Linked DNA regions of Homo sapiens: region 1 is linked to region 2. Evidence: chromatin loops called from intact Hi-C (ENCODE). Cell type or tissue: IMR-90. All regions are shown on one strand. Each heading gives the region's core, and the rest is flanking DNA. Links, peaks and the distances in the headings are about the cores only. Region 1 overlaps FRMD4A (FERM domain containing 4A). Region 2 overlaps FRMD4A (FERM domain containing 4A).

The links. Peaks named below come from ENCODE experiments on the same cell type or tissue, not always from the same donor. Only the 100,000 strongest peaks of a DNase experiment are listed, where the experiment ranks them.
Region 1: it touches region 2 in a loop (4-fold over the local background); 14 of 110 quality-filtered maps call a loop at or near these places.

Annotation. Positions count from the first base shown.
Region 1 is chr10:14,080,709-14,091,590 of GRCh38, forward strand. The region is part of intron 2 of FRMD4A (FERM domain containing 4A); the gene reads right to left. It overlaps FRMD4A-AS3 (FRMD4A antisense RNA 3), which reads left to right. Exons shown (of 3, transcript NR_120638.1): 2 at 2,590-2,745; 3 at 6,807-7,173. Among named protein-coding and RNA genes, the nearest start is that of FRMD4A-AS3, 12 kb to the left of the region's middle. In IMR-90, for the core only: a CTCF peak has its summit at 2,124; a DNase peak (open chromatin) is centred at 6,073; H3K27ac peaks cover 171 bases; H3K27me3 peaks cover 267 bases.
Region 2 is chr10:13,794,908-13,805,789 of GRCh38, forward strand. It overlaps FRMD4A (FERM domain containing 4A), which reads right to left. Exons shown (of 25, transcript NM_018027.5): 5 at 1,589-1,681. Among named protein-coding and RNA genes, the nearest start is that of FRMD4A-AS2, 190 kb to the right of the region's middle. In IMR-90, for the core only: no CTCF peak of the experiment used is centred there; a DNase peak (open chromatin) is centred at 4,874.

The sequences.
Region 1 (10,882 bases), core at 1,300-9,299, 290 kb after region 2:
TCAGCTTGAATTTAGGGTCAGCAAAAGGATGCATTGAGGAAAGAGCCCAAGGTGATCAGTGTCCAGTTGGCATCTCTATACCTCATGGTGCTGTCTTCCTGCCCCATTGCCAGGCTTGGATTGTCAAAATAAGGAACTGATCTCCAGGAGATAAATTCGTCAAGTAGAAGACAGGCTTCAAGAAAAGAAAGGCACTCTGTTTTGCAGTGGGGAGCACTCTGCTGGGGGCCTATGTGGCTCAGACGTTGATGGAACCGTCATCTCTGTAAGTGGAGACAGTAAGCACTGTCCTAACTAAATCACAGCTCTTTACTGCTTTTATATAAAGATTACTCAGGTTGTAATAATAGCCCATAAATTAGTAAGTACCATTAAGTTTATGGGCTTCTCCTAGTCAGAGTCCTTTCTAGCTATCAATTTGGTAGAGTTTAATAAACTCTCCATGACTTATAAAACCACGGTAGTCAAGTTTTGGTCTGTACTGAGTGGCGTTTCTGATACTGACTTCCTTCTCTACTTGCGTGAAATGAAGGCAAAAGGACCCATAACAACACAATTAGACCACAAGACAGGTGTCAGCTTATCACATTAGACAGCTGCATTAAAGCCAATGTACCTCCTTCAGGGTCTGGGTGCCTGCAACCACTGGGGGTCTTGCAAGCATCTAGCAGGATAGGAGAACAGCTCAGATGGAAGAACAGACAACAAACCCACTGCCCACTGAGATTCTGTGAAGGAGAACTCCTGTGCAGTGGCAGAATTGAGTGGGAACCATGTCTGCCCCAGCAAGGAACTTAACTTCTCATCTAAAAATCACACCAGTCCTGCATACCTCATAGGAGCAATTGAAGATAAAAATAAGTCAAGGTTCAGTACAAGCTCAATCTCATGGAAAATATGAAAGTGCCATCATCCAATAATCATAATAATCCAGAGCTATGATATACAAAATGTCTTTTATCATGCAAAGCTCTGTGCCAAGCACTAGACATTCATTCTTGTTTTGATCCCTGCTGCCCTCCTAGCAGGCAAGAAGTCTCGCTCTACCAAGGCTCAGAGAGGATGGCAACTTGCTTAAGGTGACATAGCCAGCCTACTGTGGCAAATTCAGACATCCAATGCAGGTCATTGACTCCAAAGACCATAGGCCTACACTGCCCCAGACTATTTAACACATCACTTTTATTAGGTTGTATTTGTCCTAATTCACTCCATACTTCTTAAAGATTTTCTATCAATGGTCAAAAATACAAATACAGGTTGGGCACAGTGGCTCACGCCTGTAATCCCAGCACTTTGGGAGGCTGAGGCAGGTGGATCACGAGGTCAGAGATCGAGACCATTCTGGCTAACATGGTGAAACCCCATCTCTACTAAAAATACAAGAAATTAGCTGGGCATGGTGGCACGTGCCTGAACTCCCAGCTACTTGGGAGGCTGAGGCAGGAGAATTGCTTGAACCTGGGAGGCAGAGGTTGCAGTGAGCCGAGATTGCACCACTGCACTCCAGCCTGGGCAACAGAGCGAGACTCCAGATAAAAAAAAAATACAAACACAATCTAAGATATTTTTATTAATAGCCCAGGCTTGGATTCTGCAAAAGATGTGGAATCTCTGTTGAAAACCAACATAAGTAATTTCAGATAGAACTACTACCAAACTAGATATCAACTTACTTAAGTAGGTTGATGGAACTTAACCTCACTTTCCTAGGAGTAGCTAGACGTCCTACAGACTTGAAGGTTAGGGGATGAGGGGTAGACATTGAGGATCCTGGAAATGAATTAGTGTTCTTTCCTCCATGCTGTGGTATCTGTTAGGCTGGGTGGTATAACCAGTCGCCCATAGTTCTGCATTTCATTGCAATCCAAGCTGCAGTGAGGTGGAGCTGAGGCCCCAGCACTGAAGTTGAGTGACGAAAAGGCACCTGAAACTCAGGTGCATTTCAGTTGGTGACTGGTTTTCATGGGAACTGCTAAAATGTAAAGAGAATGGCTTTGTAGCCCATAACGCGGAGTCTGCAGTCATCCCTCCCATGGCATTTTTGGAGCTACCCATGACCATGATAGGTTGCCATTAACAGGGATGGATTTGGCTGTGACTGATCTGCAGTGCCCTCCAAAGGTCTGACAAAGATCTGAGCAAATAGATTTTACAAGAATGTTCACTATTTTGTTCCCAGCACCTAGCAGAGTGTCTTATACATAGCAAACACTGATACATATTTGCCAAACAAGATAGATATTAATGTCTTAATTTATTGAAACAAAGACTCCAAGAAGCTAAATGCATTAACTTGTTGCACATCACGCAGATCTAACTAAGGTGCAAGGTAAGATTTGAAGTTGGGTCTGTCTGACTGTAGAGCCCCTGCCTCGATCACTAAAACACTTCTGGAACCTTCCGTGGAGACTGAATCTGTAAGATCCTTGTCACAAGCACCTCAGGTAATTTTGGTGCAAGTGGATCACACTTGAAAAAAGGCCATTGTAGTGACATTTGAATGACAGCTGACATGTTTGAGCTCTTACTCTTTCCTCAGCACAGCTGCATAATCTTCTCACCAACTCTACGACTGTTGCATTCTAGAGATTGAAAACATCAAACCAAACCTGAAGCACTGAGAGGTTGGGTAACCAGCTCTGGTCACTGAGTTGGTGAGGGATGGATTCAGAAGAGGTCTCCAATTGTGACACCGCAGAGGACCTGCTCTTGGCCACTACACTCTACCAGCTCTGCAAGAAGGTGAGGGAGGGAGGGTGGAGTGTGATGGGCTCTTACTGTCTCCATTCGGTTTTGTCTTAGATAAAGGGAACTGAGTCCTTAGGCCCCTCCAGCAGGAAAGGCTCACAACAGCAGCCCCTCCGGCCCTGGGGTCAGTCTGTATTCACACCTAAGGGCAAGCTAAGTTGTGAATTTGACAGAGGACTTGGACAGTGTCTCTAGTTGTCCCGGTTATAGCTGTGGTTAGTGTCCACCGATGGATGAGGAGATGCTTCCGGCAGATTGCTCTCTTAGCCACAATTCCCTCATTTATGGCAGCAAAGCAGGCCAACGATTGCAAAAGACAGAAATAAAACAGAAAATCTTGGAATGAGCATCATCCTGTAAAAAGCATAGAGTGACATCAATAACGGGTAGACACCTTCTCCCCACCTTCGCACAACTGTAACTTTTTGGTTGTTAAAGGAACAGATAATCATATTTCTAAAGAAAGAATGCCATGATTCAAGCCCTGGAGTGAATAAAGACTCATTTATGGGAGGTTATACCAAGAGGAAAATAGTAAACGGGCACGTGTTTTAGCCCTTTTAGACTTGTAAATGGTCCACATGTAATGTGCTCCAAAAATGGTGAAATCATCCAGTAAAGCACTCACAGCCCTGACTGCTGCTTGTGGCATCATGGGGGAAAGTAAAAAGGCCCATGCACAGAGGGCTTTTTTAACTTTTCCTCTAGACAGAGTCTTGATCTGTTGCCCGGGCTGGAGTGCAGTGGCATGATCTTGGCTCACTGCAACCTCCGCCTCCTGGGTTCAAGTGATTCTCTTCCCTCAGCCTCCTGAGTAGCTGGGATTACAGGCATGCGCCACCATGCCTGGCTAATTTTTGTATTTTTAGTAGAGACGGGGTTTCACCATGTTGGTCAGGCTGGTCTTGAACTCCTGACCTCAAGTGATCCGCCTGCCTTGGCCCCCCAAAGTGCTGGGATTACAGGCGTGAGCCACTGCACCCGGCTGGGGTTTTTAATTAATATATACCCTCCTGTACTAAGTATATTTTAAATTTTCTATGTTATGTGATGCTTTGACATCTCAGGTCTTACAGACTGGAGGAGAGATGTCCTTTCCTGGAGTTAGCTAATTCCTAGAGATCCCAAGCAACTTGCTCATAAGCACACTTTTGATATGCAAACCAACCGGTTCAGAGTTCATACTCCTACCTGCCTCCTTTATCAGGGTCCTGCCATATGGGACACAACCCTTCTGCCCTAAATCGCCCCAGGGCCAGCTACCAGACAACTAGGACCCCCCATATAACCCAGAGCCCACGGGACATATTTGAACTCGTTTGAACCAACCCTAAGCCTGCTCAACTGCTTACCCTGCCTCGACTGCTCCTTCTCCTGAAAACCACCATAAAGCTGTCTGTCCGTGCTTTTTCCTCACTCCTTCTGCCTCCTGGCTGACCCTGGTGCTTCCCCGCATGGCCCTGTGTGGCGTGGCTTGTCTCCTACTCTTGGGAATTGTCAATAACAAACTATTTTTTCAATGGTAATGATCCCCTGATCTGTTGACCTTGCCACACCTGAATAAAAACAAACCCCTCGGGTACGCTCTGAATCACCTCCTTACTGAAAACCACAATACATTCTTCTAATTCTTACAAAGGGAATCCCACCTCCATCTGTTTATAAATCAAGAAGTGTTCATCACATGCTCTGGAAACTTTCATGCAAAGTAGTTTTCTTGTGCCATCGTAGACGCATGGTTATGTCTAGGGATGTTTGGAGATGAAGACGCACAACTGACTCCTGACTCCTGTTTACTTAACTGTGTGGCCTTGCGCAGGTTATTCCCTTAAGTCCCAGCTTTGTCATCTGAAAATGCCACGGCAGATGCGCACCTCACGTGGTTGCAGGGTTTCCACGAGCCGATGGATGTAAAGAACCCAGCAGGACGTTGGCTTTCAGTTAATACTGCAAAAATAGTAGCTTTTCAGCAGTTCTTCTCTCCCCAATCCACAGCTTTGGTACTGTCACTCCACAGCCCCTGGATGAGGCTCTGACACTTTGCAGGGAGGACGCATTCTCATCAGAAAGAGACGGAACGGGTCTCAGAAGCTTGCTTTCAGAGGGCTTGCCTTTCAACTCAAAGCCCATGGGGATGCTGGGGACAGAGCCTGCCTCCCATGTGAGAGGCCACCATGCGCCAGAGAGCTCAGCCTGTGGAACACAGAGCAAAATGGCAACTATCTTCCCATCTTCATTTGCGCTCGCTGTCCTGTGGAAACCTCCTCTCTGTGAAACTGGTGGAGTCACGATTTTGGGGCTGGACCATCTGCCTGGTCCCAAATGTAATTCATGAACTTGGAGGGATCTGCATTACTGTTCATTTCAGCAGGAAAAATGATCAATGTATTTCACAGCTTTGAGAATCTGCACCTTTTTTCTGGACTGCGGCAGGCATATATGGGTTCTGGCATTCTGATTAGTAAAGCAGCCAAATTTTCCCTTTTATTTTTTTGCAAAATCCTCTGTCTTCCACTTTAATACGAGCGCCAGTAAATATTTTATGCCGAGGTCTTTTCAGAGCACTGTTTCCTATCTAAAGGCATATACTTCCACCCTAGATATGTATTTCTTTAGTTAATGTACACATGTAACACACATATAAAATAAATGAAAGTAGTGTATTTTTCCAGTTATCTCCAAAGAAGTAAAACTAATTAGATAGAATGGAGAAGGGGCTATGCTGATTAATTTAATTATCTGTTTAACTAAAGGCTAAACAGAAAGCTTATTGAGGTTTCTACCCTGGTAATAAAAAAAATCTTTCAAATGTACAAGCCCACTTGTATGCCTTCCGTAGACTGAACATGTAATTAATTTTGAGAATTCAGCTCTGAGCCTCAGGTTCACTAATGTTGAAATCAAGTTTGTTGATATAAAAGATTTGATTGGATTTTCATGCGTTCTAAGAAGTGTTAGAAAAAAATTATGTAAAAAAATCTTCATAGCTTATTTTTTATAATTTGCATCTTATGCTTGGTAAGTGGAACATAGGATTATTTCCCACTAACAGAATTGGGGATAATCAAGTTTAATTAAAAAGTATTTTATCATAAACTCTTCTCATCTCCAGTGCAAAAGGTAACGGCTCTTTCCAACAATGACTATATTGCCATTTTTACTGCCCTCCTTAACCAGGGTACGGTTTAACATCCCAAAGAAAGCCTATCTTGAAAACCTTTTATGACTCAATCTCTTATGAGAGCTTACTTATATAATGTATGGGTTTTTTTTGTTATTGTTTTAGAATGATGAGTGATCACCATAACATAAACAGACACCACTGAGCGGACTCATTCTTGGTCTTCTGTCTGATTCTGGGAGATTCAGAGCTCTGGCTCTGCCACTAACAGCAGGGAGTTGGAGAAACGATTTTGCTGCTCTGGAGCTCAGCTTCCTGATTTTGAGGGGGATGTCTTGGAGGTTCTCCCCACATCTGGAATTCTGGGATTATATGGTGCCTTATGCTAGTGGTAGGGGGTGTGTATTGACAACCAAACATCCCGATTTGCCCAGCATTGAGAGAGGGTTCCTGGGACTTGGGAATTGGGGTATGAACACTGGAAACTGCCAGGGCAAATTGGAACCAGCTGGCTACCCTGGTTGCGGGGGGTGGGCATGTGGTTTGGTGTGTGTGGGCACAGCCTCTGATTTATAGAATTATAAATTATATGTTAATTATATACTACATAAATTATATTTATACACTTATAGGATTATAAATTATATATTAATTATATAATATAAAAATTATATTTATAAAATTATAAATTAATTAATATATGTGTTATATATCTATAAAATTATAAATTATATATTAACTTTATAATATATAAATTATATTTATATATTATAAAATTATATTTATAGAATTATAAAATATATATTAATTCTATTTAATTCCAAGCATTGGGTTGAGAAGGAAGATACACAGGTAAAGTACTTTGTATATTTTCTGGCACAGAAGCACTAAGTAAACATTAGCTATGATTATTATTGTTTTTGTTTTTCTCAAGCGCTTCCACACTTTTCATCTCAGACCCACAGAGCCAGTGTGTGCGGCTGAGGTGCTCAGACTGGCAGGTGAAATGACTTCATTAGTGCCCTGGCTCCTGGTGGGATGAGAGTGGAAACCCAGCCTTCTGAGTTGAAGAACTGGAACAAACATCAGCCCTGACACATTGATGTCAGTTTACCTTTGTGAGAAACAGGAACGAAATGTGAACATCTATTTCAGGTGATGTCATAAAGCCCGACTCAGAAGATGGCTATGATTTCAACAGCCTGTCGGCAGCACGGATTTCAGAGTAACTTACAATCAGTAATTAATCTAAACAACAGTGCCGTGTGCACTCCATTATTAAAACAGAAGGGGAAACAAAAGGAGACTGAGAGGATTGCTTTTGAAGGGTCATGTTGCAGCGGCTTCTGCTGGATACTAAAAAGCAAATTATTATCGGGGGTTGTTTGTCATTCACAGGAGGAATTGGATTCCTTTATGTTTATAAAGTCACCTTGGTATCTGGAAGGAGAGCAGAAACTAACAGAGCCTACTTTACTTAGGAATGTAGGATGCTAATTTATTTGCCTTTTTCTTATATTAATATCCTTATCTGTAAAAAGGGGGAAGAAAATAGGGCTGTTTTGAGGAGATGTGGCTGAGAAAACAGAAAAAGAGAATTACAGGCCTGAAATCCCAGCACTCTGGGAGGCTGAGGTAAGAGGAACGCTTGATTCCAGGGATCTGAGACCAGCCTGGGCAACATGACGAAACCCTGTCTCTATTTAAAAAACGACATTTAGCGGGCTGTGGTGGTGTGCATCAGTGGTCCTAACTACTCAGGAGGCTAAGTTGGGAGGACTGCCTGAGCGTGGGCGGCCGAAGCTGCAATGAGCCATGATTGTGCCTCTGCTCCAGCCTGGGTGACAGAACAAGACTCTTCCTAAAAGAAAAAAAAAAAAAAAGGAACGACGAATCAGGCCAGGCACAGTGGCTCAAGCCTGTAATCCCTAATCCTAGAACTTTGGGAGGCTGAGGCTGGTGGATCACCTAAGGTCAAGGGGTCAAGACAAGCCTGGCCTACACGGCAAAACCCCATTTCTACCAAAAAATGCAAAAACTAGCCGGACGTGATGGCGCATGCCTGTGGTCCCAGGTACTTGGGAGGCTGAGGCAGGAGAATGCCATGAACCTGGGAGCTTGCATGAACCCAGGAGGCGGAGCTTGCCGCGAGCCAAGATCACGCCACTGCACTCCAGCCTGGGGGACAGAGCAAGACTCTGTCTCAAAAAAAAAAAAAAAAAAAAGTAAAATAATCACTTCCACTCAAATCCTGGGTTCACACTGTTTTCCCCAGGAGGGACTAGAGGTCCATAAAGAGGCAGTCACGGTCGGGGCTCACACAGCTAAGGTGTGGAGGAGCAGGGGCGGGGACCAGGGGTGTGGCTGGAGGCTGTGTGCTTGTCAGTTCTCCAGCTGCCTGTAATAATAAGCCTGATGCTAGCTTACCCAGAAGGGGCGAAGATAAGCGCAGGGGTGGGATGGGGGCTGCTGAGCAGAGCCTGGAAGATGAGTCCTCATTGAGGAGGAAGCCCATGGAGTTGGCCCAGTGATGATAAAATCAGCTGGGAAAGTCGATGGAGTTTCCCAGCGCTTGAAGTCCATTGACTTTCCCAGCTAATGTTACCAAAGCCTCCTTCTGACTGTACCTGTTTTCCCACAGGCCCCTGGCGCTGGTTCTCTCTGGAGGTTGAGTTTCCGTGGGGAGAGAAGAGTGCCCAGCGTGACCACCGTTGGCTGACTTCCCATGCCTTATTCCTTGTTTCCCCCGCTGGGGCCCAGCCCACCAGCCCCGCAGTGCATGAAGCCACTTATCACCACGGTTCCCAGAGAGGACGGGCTGGCCCAAGTCTGCATTGTCACCTGCTCTGGGGAAAACAAAGCCCTCTCCCCCGCCCTCCCCGCAGCATGCTGGGCACAGGGCCAGCCCGTTCTATGTTTTCAGTAAATTTTCAAACATGCTGGTTTTGGTGGCAGCTTTTGCAGTGATTATCTCATTAGGGGCTTGGCCCTGAAACACCTTATTTATTGTGGATTGAAAAAAGTTCACCTTTTCAAGCAAAAAAAAAAACAAAAAAAAACAAACAAAAAAAAAACAGAAGAAAGAAATAAAAGAACCAGACTGTAGTTTCCCTGGAAAATTTTCGCTTGTGGGAAAATACCTCCCCGGCCCGTAGAGAGACGCCATCACCAACAGTGTGGAGTTATCAGATGGGACTGGTCCAGCTTTGTGGGGCCGGGGCACACAGTGCCAATGTCCAGGTAGTTTCCAAACCGTGTTTTGTTTCCTCTGTCCTCTTTATAAACCCACGGATTGAACCTCATGGGCCCACAAGTTCCTGATTGCTTCGTATATATTGTACAGATTTTTTCAGGAAAATAAAATAGATCTTGCTCTACCCTGACAGAGCAGGGCCGATATTCTCTAGAAGAGAGGAGAACTCTAGAATGGATGGCAGCACTCTGAGTGTGTAACCCAAACAGCATGCTGAAATAGTAAAACTCTGCCGCAGGGGCAGATGGCTGCTGGGAGAATATTTATAGCAGGGATCTAGAAATAACCGTAAGGGAAAAGCCTTCTGAGGAGGAACGGAACAAGAGTCTTCGGGGTGGCACTTGGAGACACTCTTGCTCTTGCCTGAGGTCCTGGAGGGCTGCAGGCCGACCGCTGCACGGGAGAGAATATACGTGGTATTCACAGGGTACACAGAAGTCATAATACTTCATGTAGATCTGTGCCACACAGATGTGAGAGCTAGGACTTGGAAACAGGAAGAGAAGTGGGAGGATGATTAGGAGCGTAATTGGTAAATGTAGTACAGTCAAGGCAGACGCTGTAAAAGGACCGGGCACTGCAGAGCTGCAGGACAAGAGCCTGGGGACACGACAGTCAACCAGCCCGTGGGCATCATGGAAACAGCACTTTGCAGGCACCTGAGTGAAGCACAGGAAGGAAATGCAGACACAGGTGAAGGAGCACGGGGTTGGGTTAGAGCCAGGCAGCATCCCCCCAGCCGCTCCATGCTAAAGCCTTCATCGATTGCCCAGAGAGTGGGGGTTCTCAGTTAACGTTGGAACCATACAGCAATGAGGCCTGGGTACTACTTGTAATTTTCTGTTTATTTCTAACTTTATGAACTGCGTCAAGTATACTTCCTAGCATGGGTTCAGTATTTTGCAACAAATCTTTCTGCCGTGGATATAAATTCATGAGCTTCAGGTTTCATTAAAGAGAAGTACACAAATGAAGTACCCAGACTAACATTTGAAAATTTAATTTTATGTTTGTTTTTATTTTTTAAGGGACAGGGTTTCACTATGCTCAGGCTGGACTCAAACTCCTGGGCACAAGTGATCCTCCTGCCTCAGCCTCCTGAGTAGCCGGGACCATAGGCACACACCACCACGCCCAGCTCAAACTAACATTTGACTGCCTTGTGAAATATTACCTAGTCACTATCCCAGGTCCCTGACAGCATAGACCAGCAAAACATTAGAATGACACCAGACCTATTATAACTGCAAGCCATGAACAGGATTTCAAGAAAAGAGATGGAAGAATGTTCAGATTCCTAAAAATCTTCTTAAAAGAGAACTCCTAGCTTTCCACAAAATTCACTTAATTTCTTAAGTGATTTTTATCTTTTAAAAGCACAATAAAAAGCAATCAGATGTTGTGTGTCTGTGCATCTGTACAGCAGTAAAGGTATCTCTCACATGGCATTAAAAAAAAGGCAAACAAATCCAACACACCACTAGAACTCAAATTTGGAGAAAATAGCTGCAGGAAAAAATTGCGCTGTGTGTATAAAGGTTTTTTTTAAAGAGTGTCTTTTCCTGAACTGACATTTCCATTCTTAGTTTTTTGGTTTTGTTTTGTTTTGTTGTTGTTTTGAGACGGAGTCCCACTCTGTCACCAGGCTGGACTGCAGTGGTGTGATCTCAGCTCACTGCAACCTCCGCCTCCCGGGTTTAAGCGATCCTTCTGCCTCAGCCTCCTGAGTAGCTGGGACTACAGGCATGGGCCACCAT
Region 2 (10,882 bases), core at 1,600-9,599:
TAGAAGACAGGCTTGCAGTGATTTGGAAAGATCTGTGTATCTTAGAGACTGACACTTCCACCACCAACGTCAAGGTGCCCCAAGCTCTCCTGCAAGGACGTCCACAAATAATTCAGACACTTGGAAAAAACACCTACTAGGCAGCCAAGCCCAGGATTTTCTCCTCTTGGCTAATGTTGGTGAACATCACCAGGGAGGTGGGGAGAGCCTGATATATGGTAAATGCACTCATCCACCTGCGATGACAGGTTAATGACCTGCTTCCATGCAACTGGAGTCCTGCCTGATACCACCTGCCCCTCCCAGAGGAATTGTTACTATTTGCTTTATATGGTTGCTTTGCCATAAATCTGAGAAACTGTATACACCATTAAAGAGAATATGGCATTGAAATCATCCCCATCAGTAATGGAAATAGCTAAGATGAGCTTGGATATGTTCACAGCTGTTAAACAAATCAAAAACGCATTAAGCGCAAGTTGAAATTTACTCTGCCAGCTGAGGAAAAGTCATACACTCGAGCCTGTTAAGTGGACCCTTTAACTCTTGTTTGAAGCCCTTCTAATGCCTTGTGTGGCTTAAGGATGCCTATGTCTGGAACTGCATTCCTGATCATGCTCTTTAGGAATGACAGAATTGCATATCATTTGTATCTCGCTCCTGAATTTCTGTTAGTATATTTCAAAGAACAGAGTTGTATGGCATGGGTGTAAGTGTTAGTGTCCATGTAAAGACTGAGGCATCAGCACTTAATGCTTCTGTAATTGTGTTGCAATCAAGGTTCTGGACAGAAAGAACCTGGTGCCTCCATAGACTGGGTGTTTCGGAGCTGCTGGACTGGGGGCTCAGATTCTGACTTTGCCACCAATTCAGACTTTGCCCCTGAACCCCTGACCTGCCCAGCCTCTGGCTTCTCACAACCTTTTGCAAACGGAAGTGGTAAGTCCTGTTGTCTTCATAAGACAGCTGCAAATATTAACTATTTAAATCACTATAGCCCACAAATCGTTCCCTTTGCAAGCACAAAACAAAATTTCTTAGACTAGATTTCTGAACAGAAAAATGCCTATTGTTTCTGAAATGTTATTAAGCTGTATCCTCCCTTGGCAGGAAATGCAGATGGGCCTGTGGTTTGCTGCTGGGTTTCGACCACTCCTATTTGGGATAAACTACCCAGGTTTCACGAGATTCAAGTGGCATCCCCTCTAAAAGGAAAGAATACAAAGGCTTTTGTTATGTAGTTTCAAATTGCCCCCAGAAAAGAATCCCACGGCCTGTGCTATAAGATACTCATTGTTTGAGATATGTGACCCTCCCCAAAAGTGCAGAAAAAAGTTTTTCTCATCATTCCACACAAGCATCCTAGTGCAAATGCATAATACACACATCCTTGCACACTCACAGGCACACCCTGCACCCTCGCACCCCGCCTTTCCATCTATGAGGCATGCAGCTCTACTACAACCTTTATCCCTGGCAATGAACCAAGACAAACTTGAGCTCTCTTTCCTTGGAATCACTCTGCCCTCCCAGACTTCCCTGATAAAGAACACAAAGAAGCAAAAGTATAGACACCAGGTGTACATACCTGACACAAAAGTATAAAACCACGGGTCCTGACTTTTTAGGGAAGTCATGTTCCAATACTCTTCGATCTAGCTGAAGCCAGTTTAAGTGTCCCCTGAAGAAAATAGAGACAAATTGGTTAGGGGTTTGCATTTTGCAGAAGTTTTTTTGGGGTTGAAGGTATATATGAAGCAGAACGTGCTGGATCGTAGATAAATTTGAACCTTCACCTTATTTTTAATTTTTTTTTAGTTTTTATTTTTTTGAGACTAAGTCTTGCTCTGTGACCCAGGCTGGAGTGCAGTGGCATGATCTTGGCTCACTGCATCCTCTGCCTCCTGGGTTTAAGCGATTCCCTGCCTCAGCCTCCTGAGTAGCTGGGACTACAAGCATGAGCCACCATGCCCGGCTAATTTTTGTATTTTTGGTAGAGACGGGGTTTCACCATGTTGGTCAGGCTGGTCTCAAACTCCTGACCTCAGGTGATCCGCCCACCTCGGCCTCCCAAAGTGCTGGGATTACAGGCGTGAGCCACTGTGCCCGGCCACCTTCACCTTATTACTAGCTTTTCAGTATTGAAGAACCCAGTGGGATTAGGTAGGGGATACCGAGTCAGCAGTGGATACTGTGTGGTGTGAGGGGAAGAATAGGAACTGGAAAGTGAAGGGATTGAGACCTGCTGTTTCCCAGGGAAACACTGAAACGAAAATGTAATCAGAACTCTCCTTCTTGTCCTGAACCGCCTTTCCACCACACTCCCAGGTGCCTTTTTTCCTGAAGGACTGAAAGCACACTTGAAAACATGTTAGCAATCCTCACGACATCTTGCTGGAGTGAAAAGCAAATCACACACAGTGTCTGAAAACGTTAAACTTACCGCCAGGGGCAGTGGCTCATGCCTTTAATCCCAGCACTTTGGAAGGCTGAGGCAAGAGATCCTCAGAGGGGAACCACTTTCCAGGCAGAAAGACCAGCCCGTGCAAAGGCCCCGGGGTGAGGGAGGACCCCAGCGTCTTAGTGTCCTGTGAGTGGAAAGCCATGAGGCTAGGGAGAGCCCTGGGGGCCATGTCTCGGAGGCTGGTCTTGGAAGAGTGGGGCAAAGCCATGGAACAACCAAGCTGAAGAATCCTCTCTTTCCTTTCCCTCCTCTCTGTATCCAATGTCAGCCCATCATCCTGGAGAAGACAGTCCTATAATCACTTTATGGAGTAAAGTCACATGGAACAGACCCAACTGACCCCACTGCATTTCCCCCGTAGCTAATGCTGTGTGGCATGTGTGCAAGACTGTGGATAATGAGAAACAAAATCTGTCTGCATCATTGTCTAAAAACGCTTGTTCCTCTCAGCACATGCTTAAACCTCCAACAAAGGAAAGAGAGAAAACACACAAGTGACTTCCAACCCCTTTTTGAGGCTTCACTCAAACTGCACCTTTCGCACAAGAAAAAAAAAAAAAAATCCCCCTCCACAAAGCCCATACCTGTGGCTATACGGAAGACTTTTGGATCTGCCTTAGAATAGTGACCACCTGAAGAACTTTGGCCTGTTTTTCCTCTTTCTAAGAATCTCCAGTTGGATAAAAAAATTCCATTAACTTTATCTTTTTATTACCTTGCTCTGAATATAGGAAAAGTAAAAAAAAAATAATGAAAGGGTTGGGCGCAGTGGCTCACGCCTGTAATCCCAGCACTTTGGGAGGCGAAGGCGAGCGGATCACTTGAGGTCTGGAGTTTGGTATCAGCCTGGCCAACATGGTGAAACCCTGTCTCTACTAAAAATACAAAAAATTAGCTGGACCTGGTGGCAGGTGCCTATAATCCCAGCTACTCGGGAGGCTGAGGTAGGAGAATCGCTTGAACCCGGGAGATGGAGGTTGCAGTGAGCTGAGATCGCGCCATTGCACTCTAGCCTAGGCGACAGAGACTCTGTCTCAAGAAAAAATAAATAAATAGGACGGGCGTGGTGGCTCACGCCTGTACGCCTGTAATCCCCACACTTTGGGAGGCCAAGGCAGACAGATCACGAGGTCAGGAGATGGAGACCATCCTGGCTAACACGGTGAAACCCTGTCTCTACTAAAAAATACGAAAAATTAGCCGGGCATAGTGGCAGGCGCCTGTAGTCCCAGCTACTCAGGAGGCTGAAGCAGGAGAATGGCATGAACCTGGGAGGTGGAGCTTGCAGTGAGCCGAGATGGCGCCACCGCACTCCAGCCTGGGTGACAGAGCGAGACTCCGTCTCATAAATAAATAAATAAATGGAAGAGAGTATTGTAAGTAAAATAACAGGAGCAACTTCTTCCAGAAAGCTGGGATAAATTCTGTTCTGACTAGAACACAAGATCAGGAAACAGAAGGCCTGGGTGCCAATGTCATCTCTGCCCATGCCTGATAATGCCCCACAGGTTCCATGATATTTCAAACTTCTGTTCCTTAGCTCATGCTGTTCCTTCGTCCCAGTAGGCCTTTCCCTTCCTTCTTCCCCAGTGAGGTCCGGCCCATCCCGCAGGACTCAGCTCTCACGTCTCCGCTCCAGAAAGTCTTCCCACACCACACACCGGGTGGGATGGGGGGGTCCTCCTCCGACCCTTACAGCACCCACCCTAGGGGCTCACCCATTTCTGCACTTCCCAGTCTACAGAACTTGCTCTCTATGCATTCATTTTCCCCAGCTGACTTTTTAAAATTTATTTTTATTTTTTAGATGGAGTCTTGCTCTGTTGCCCAGGCTGGAGTGCAGTGGTGTGATCTAGTCTCATTGCAACCTCCGCCCTCCGGGTTCAAGTAATTCTCCTGCCTCAGCCTCCTGAGTAGCTGGGACTACAGGCGCAGGCCGCCATGCCCAGCTATTTTTTTGTATTTTAGTAGAGACAGGGTTTCACCGTGTTGCCCAGGCTGGTCACAAACTCCTGAACTCAGGCAATCCACCTGCCTCGGCCTCCCAAAGTCCTGGGATGACAGAGGTGAATGACTGTGCCCAGCACCAGTTGACTTTCTATATCTGGAAAATGCCACGAGATCTACCTCATGAGGAGAAAGTGTGCATGTCTGGTCAACTGGAAGGTGTCAGACAAATTATCTTAAGCTGCAACCACTTCCTTCCTGCCTCTGAAAATGCCCCCAACTCTGTGGGTCTTCTCTTGGGGCTCAGCCTCCTGCGAGTACACCATGTGTATGGCATGCGCCTGGCCTTCACTCATGCTGCCTCTCCTCCTTGGAACTGGAGAACTGTCTCTCCATCCCTTTATCTGAATGTTTAGCCATTGTGCAAGGCTGAGTTCAAGTCTTACTTTCAGTGAAGTCTTCCTTGATTGCCTAAGTCTGGGGTTTCTTTCAAACTTCTCCAGGGCTTCTGGTGTGTGTCATCTTCAAGGCATTTGGCATAATCTTGTACAATTAGTTATTTTTAAAAAATATGACCTAGGCTGGGTGAGGTAGCTCACACCTGAAATCCCAGCACTTTGGGAGGCTGAGGCAGGCGGATCACGAGGTCAGGAGTTCGAGACCAGCCTGACCAACATGGTGAAACCCCATCTCTACTAAAAAAAAATACAAAAATTAGCCAGGCGTGGTGGCACATGCCTGTAATCCCAGCTACTCAGGAGGCTGAGGCAGAAGAATTGCTTGAATCCAGGAGGCAGAGGTTGCAGTGAGCTGAGATGGCACTACTGCACTCCAGCCTGGGTGACAGAGCGAGACTCCATCTCAAAAAACAAAACAAACAAACAAAAAACATGACCTATCTCTCAACGATCAGTTTTCAACATTTACAGAAATTATCCCCCAAAACCTAGCACAGTGTATAGCAACTGTTAGGTGCTCAAAAGAAGTATTTGCTCATTGATTTGAATGACTGCCTGCAAGAGCAAGCCATCCAATGACAATGTAGGCTTAAATATTCATCTTTTGTCTTACCATATTTTATGATAAACAGTCTGATGGGAATAACCTTTTCATTATTCTCACAAGACAAGGCTTTCAATCACCCACAGACTGGAATGATACAAAAATACAGTGATTTTTCTCTGGCCACCAGCTCAAAGAATAAGGAGGACCTGAGAGAGAGAGAGAGAATATTCCATTTGTGGAATATTCAAGATTAGTCAATGGTCCAGGCTTGAGATATCCTCATACCACTCCACTGGCATATGAGTGACCACACACACTGCAAGAGATTAGACTTAGGTCCCTGGGGGTCACCATTCACATGTGATGAACTTCAAGGTGGGGACATGTCGCATGAAGGGACACAGACAGATGTCATTTGGATTCCAGTCTGTTGGGTTTACGCACTGCCAATTCTTCTTCATCCACAGAGGACAAACAGACAGATGGATTCCCCCTCTAGAAAACTTTATTCCCCACATTAAACTGTCTAAAAGAATGACTTTTTAAGCCATGAATCTGACTGGCAATTCCTTTGTTCCCGGCCATCTATTGGTTTAACATTTATCAAGCAATTAAATAGACTAGAAAGGAAAGTAAGAAAATGGGCCAGGTACAGTGGCTCATGCCTGTAATCCCAGCACTTTGGGAGGCCATGGCAGGTGGATCACGAGGTCAGGAGATCGAGACCATCCTGGCCAACATGCTGAAACCCCGTCTCTACCAAAAATACAAAAACTAGCCAGGTGTGGTGGCACGTGCCTGTAGTCCCAGCTTCTTGGGAGGCTGAGGCAGGAGAATCGCTTGAACCTGGAAGGCAGAGGTTGCAGTGAGCCGAGATTGCACCGCTGCACTTCAGCCTGACAACAGAGTGGGGCCCTGTCTCACTGACAACAGAGTGGGGCCCTGTCTCAAAAAAAAAATGGTCAGGAAGCAAAGAGAACATGGAAGCTGGAATGACACCTATATGATCCTACATGGAATAGTTGGCCTCTGAGGACAAATGAATTTCCTTCCTCCACTTCCCCTGCTTGAACTCGTCCACTCCAATCCCATGAGGGGATCACGATGCATGGCCTTGCGTAGCTCCAGTGGCTAATGGAGAGGCAGACTTTCCCAAACCTGGAGTCCTCGGATTCTCTGAAGGAAGGAGGTCAGCTGCCTCCACTTTAAAGGCTTGTAGAAGTCTCTCAATGAAGGCTGCTTATAAAGGCAGACTGAAGGGACATGTGACTTATCCAAGACCCTGATGAAAACTGCCCACTATTTGGGCAAAAACTGAAAGATGGATTAAAAAGCAAACTGGAAACCATAATTCTGGGGCCACCACTTTTGGCTGGAGCACTTGTTACAATGTTGTTTTCTGCTCATCTCTAAGTCACACTTCCTGTACTCTACAGGGTCAAGAATTCCACACTGCTAAAGGCTTTTGCTTTCCTATTTAACCTTTTACAGTCCTGACATCAAGTGCCTCCCTCAAACCTTTTATGTTTCTTTTGCATTAGGATGGAATGGGACGAAAAGTCATAAAGAAGCATTTCCTTAATACAGTTTAACTAAGAGATGCCTTATAGCTTGGTTTTCATGATTCTCATTGATTTTTCATTTGAGAATGCACTTCATTGCCTTTGCCAATAATAATGCAAAAAAAAAAAAAAAAAAAGCATCCCAGCAGCCACTCAGAGTATTTTTGTTATTATGTGACTGATAACTATCTTTAAAGCTGAGCAAGATAACGCTCATTTGGTTTATGGTTGCAGTAGGTCAAACTGTCAGGTCAGTAATAAATATGCAATTGCTTCCAGGCAATAGAAATTGGACGCATTCATTTAAGATATTGCTTTTAGCTTCTACATATAAAACAAATAGATTTTTGGTTCAAGTGTTGGCACCTTCAATAGAGATGGCCTCAGGGAGAGCTTTGTTTATAGTTACTGGTGGGTGGAGGTGTGTGATAAGTCTATCTGAATCCGTCACTTTCCAGACCCAGGGGGAGAATGACACTGCACAGCTTCTAGATGTTTTTATTGTAGACAGGCAATTTCATATGGAATGAGTTTCTACAGAAATCCAAAGCAAGAGATGAAGTTCTTATATGTTTATCTATTTAGAGACAGGGTCTCACTCTGTTGCCCAGGCTGGAGTGCAGTGGTGCAATCATAGCTCACTGCAGCCTTGAACTGCTGGGCTCAAGCGATCCTTCTGCCTCAGCCTCTGGAATAGCTGGAACTACTGGCACATACCATTGCACTTGGGTAATTAAAAAAAAAGGTTTTTTTTGTTTTTGTTTTTTTGGTAGAGACAGTGTCTCGCTTTGTTGTCCGGGCTGGTCTCAAACTCCTGGCTTCAAGCAATCCTCCTACTTCAGCCTTCCAAAGTGCTGGGATTACAGGTGTTAGTCACCACACGTGGCCAAGTGTATGAAATGCTTATAGATGTTGCTGGATGGAGGGGAGGAGAGGAGCTCTTCAAATGGAAGAATGTTGATATATTTAGTATCCTTGTCTTATAGTATGTGTGTTCATCAAGGACAGACCAGGCACTTTGGGAGGTCAAGGTGCGCTGATTACCTGAAGCCAGGAGTTCGAGACCAGCCTGGCTAACATGGTGAAACCCCGTCTCTACTAAAAATACAAAAAATTAGCTGGGTGTGGTGGCGGATGCCTGTAATCTCAGCTACTTAGGAGGCTGAGGCATGAGAATCACTTGAACCTGGGAGACAGAGTTTGCAGTGAGCCGAGATGGCACCACTGCACCCCAGCCTGGGTGACACAACAAGATTCCATCTCAAAAAAAAAAAAAAAAGGGACAGACCAGTGATACTGATTTCACTATAAACCTTTAATAATACAGGAAGGTTAAAGTAGGGTATATACTGGGGAAACCAGATTACTAAATCATGGGCTCTCCAGCCCAGGATAAATTGTTGTCTCCACTATGTTTTAGTAAGCCTATTCCAAATTTTCTTTTTAAAAATGTTTTATTTTTTAGAGACAGAGTCTCTTTCTGTTGCCCAGGCTGGAGTGCAATGGTGCAGTCATAGCTCGCTGCAGCCTTGAACCCCTGGGCTCAAGTGATCTTCCCATCTCAGACTCCTGAATAGCTGGGACTACAGGTGCACACCACCACTCCTGGCTAATTAAACAAATTTTTTTTTTTGTAAAGTAGAGGTTTTGCTGTGATGCCCAGGTTGGCCTCAAACTTCTGGCCTCAAGCAATCTTCCCACCTCAGCCTCCCAAAGCACTGGGATGGCAGGCATGAGCTACCATACCCAGCCCCCAATTTTCTTTTCTAGCGCTTCTACACCACGTTTTGTGAATCACTTCCTAATCTACAAACACAAGCTCAACAAGGAGTCAAGGGCCAGTGCTTTCTGGATCTCCAGTGGTTAAGAGCAGATGCTAAATAAATATTTGTTAAGAGAATGAATACAGCAGCTTCACAATATGCCCCACAGATCCATATTCTTGTAGGTTCAGGGACTGCTGTGTAGACACAGCTCCCATCCTAAGCAAACAGTCTCCATATTAAGAATTCACTCCGCTCACCTGTGCCAGGTTCCCAGCTCCCTCCGGTCATTTGCATTGGGAAGGAAAGGAGGGAGAAAGCCGCATCCCTAAGCTTTCCTTGGAGGGCACCGTTCTTTTTGTTTATCTTAGCTGCACACAGAAAGAGCTATGCTCAAGCACTTCTCTGGTCACTAAATATAAGGTACTGTTGTATGTTTGCCGTTGTTTCCGACAACACAGCATGGGTCGTCTGAGAGGTGGTAATGAACACCGAATGCCGCGTTCCCAGAAGCAGTTATTACAAGCCAGGCACGGAGGCTGCAGCCACTGACTTTCTCCTCTCTCACTGTCCAGCAGATAATACGTGGAAATCCCAAACCTATTTCCAAATAAATTGCTTTCCCAGAGCTGTGTCTTGTGGTTGTTTCTTCTGCCACTGGAAAATTGCTTTTCTATTTTGTTTATTTTTAAATTGTAGATAAGCTTGTGGCCAGGAATGCTGAATGACTGAACCCTTTTCAGAGGCCCCAGCTGATGCCAGTCACAGTTGAAACAAACGCGAGGACCTGAGGACAGCACAGACCCAAGCTCGCTCCCGTGCACCAGCCTTCCTGGCAGTGGTTCTAAAGATGCATCTTCAATGAGTCAGGACTTTTTCTTTCTTTCTTTCTTTCTTTATTTCTTTTTTTTGTTGAGACGGAGTCTCGCTCTGTCGCCAGGCTGGAGTTCAGTGGCATGATCTTGGCTCACTGCAATCTCCCGCCTCCCGGGTTCAAGCAATTCTCCTGCCTCAGCCTCCCAACTAGTTGGGATTACAGGTGGCTGCCACCACACCCAGCTAATTCTTTTTTTTTTTTTTTTTGTATTTTTAGTAGAGATGGGGTTTCACCATGTTGGCCAGGATGGTCTTGATCTCTTGACCTTGTGATCTGCCTACCTCGGCCTCCCAAAGTGTTAGGATTACAGGTGTGAACCACCGTGCTCAGCCAGGCCATTTTAACCTTAATAGTTTGGGTAAATCAGACTCCCCAGACAGCACCAATCAGGCAATTCAATTAATTAGGATACAGTCTGCTGAAAGAAAAGATCCTTAATTGTTTACTGTCTAGGTTCTTAAACTAACATCCTGGCCGCAGGGTGTCTGTGAGTGTTGTAAAATGTAAGCAAAAATTTATTTTGTATGTAAACTTTTATGAAGGAAAGGGAATATAACTTCAAATCTCAAAGGCGGTGTGATGAAATCAGAGGTTAAAAGCTACTCGTTTTCTTTTCTTTCTTTTTTTTTTCTTTAAGAGATGGGGTCTTGCTCTGTTGCCCAGGCAGGAGAGCAGTGGCGCAATCATAGCTTGCTGCAGCCTTCAATACTTGGGCTCAAGCAAGTCTCCCGCCTCAGCCTCCCAACGTGTTGGGATTACAGGTGTGAGTCTCAAGCCCAGCCCATATTATTAATTGGTATGTGAAAATAAATTCTAACTATACTTGTCTTTTAAATTTGGAGTAATGGCTAACCAAGTTTCTTTTCTTTCTTCCTCATATTTCTAAACACTTTTAAAAGGCTTTTTTTTTCTTAAAAAAAAACCCCCAAAAAATCAATCACAAAAGATACTTATTTACAGCATTTAACAAGCAATTCTTAAAATTTATGACAGGAGATTCAAATTAAAATTTAAATAGATTATGACAATCATTAATTCAACTTGGGTGTGTTTGACTGTTTCTGCTGAATAGCTTAAAAGTTGGTTAGTTATAGGCTATAGCTTCTGATAACGGGATCTTCCATTCCCACCCCACCCCCTGGCTCACAAGCTACTTCTTGATTTTAATTAGTTTTGTTGTTGAGACGAGGTCTCACTCTGTCACCAGGGCTGGAGTGCAGTGGTGCAATAATAGCTCACTGCAGTCTTGAACTCCTGGGCTCAA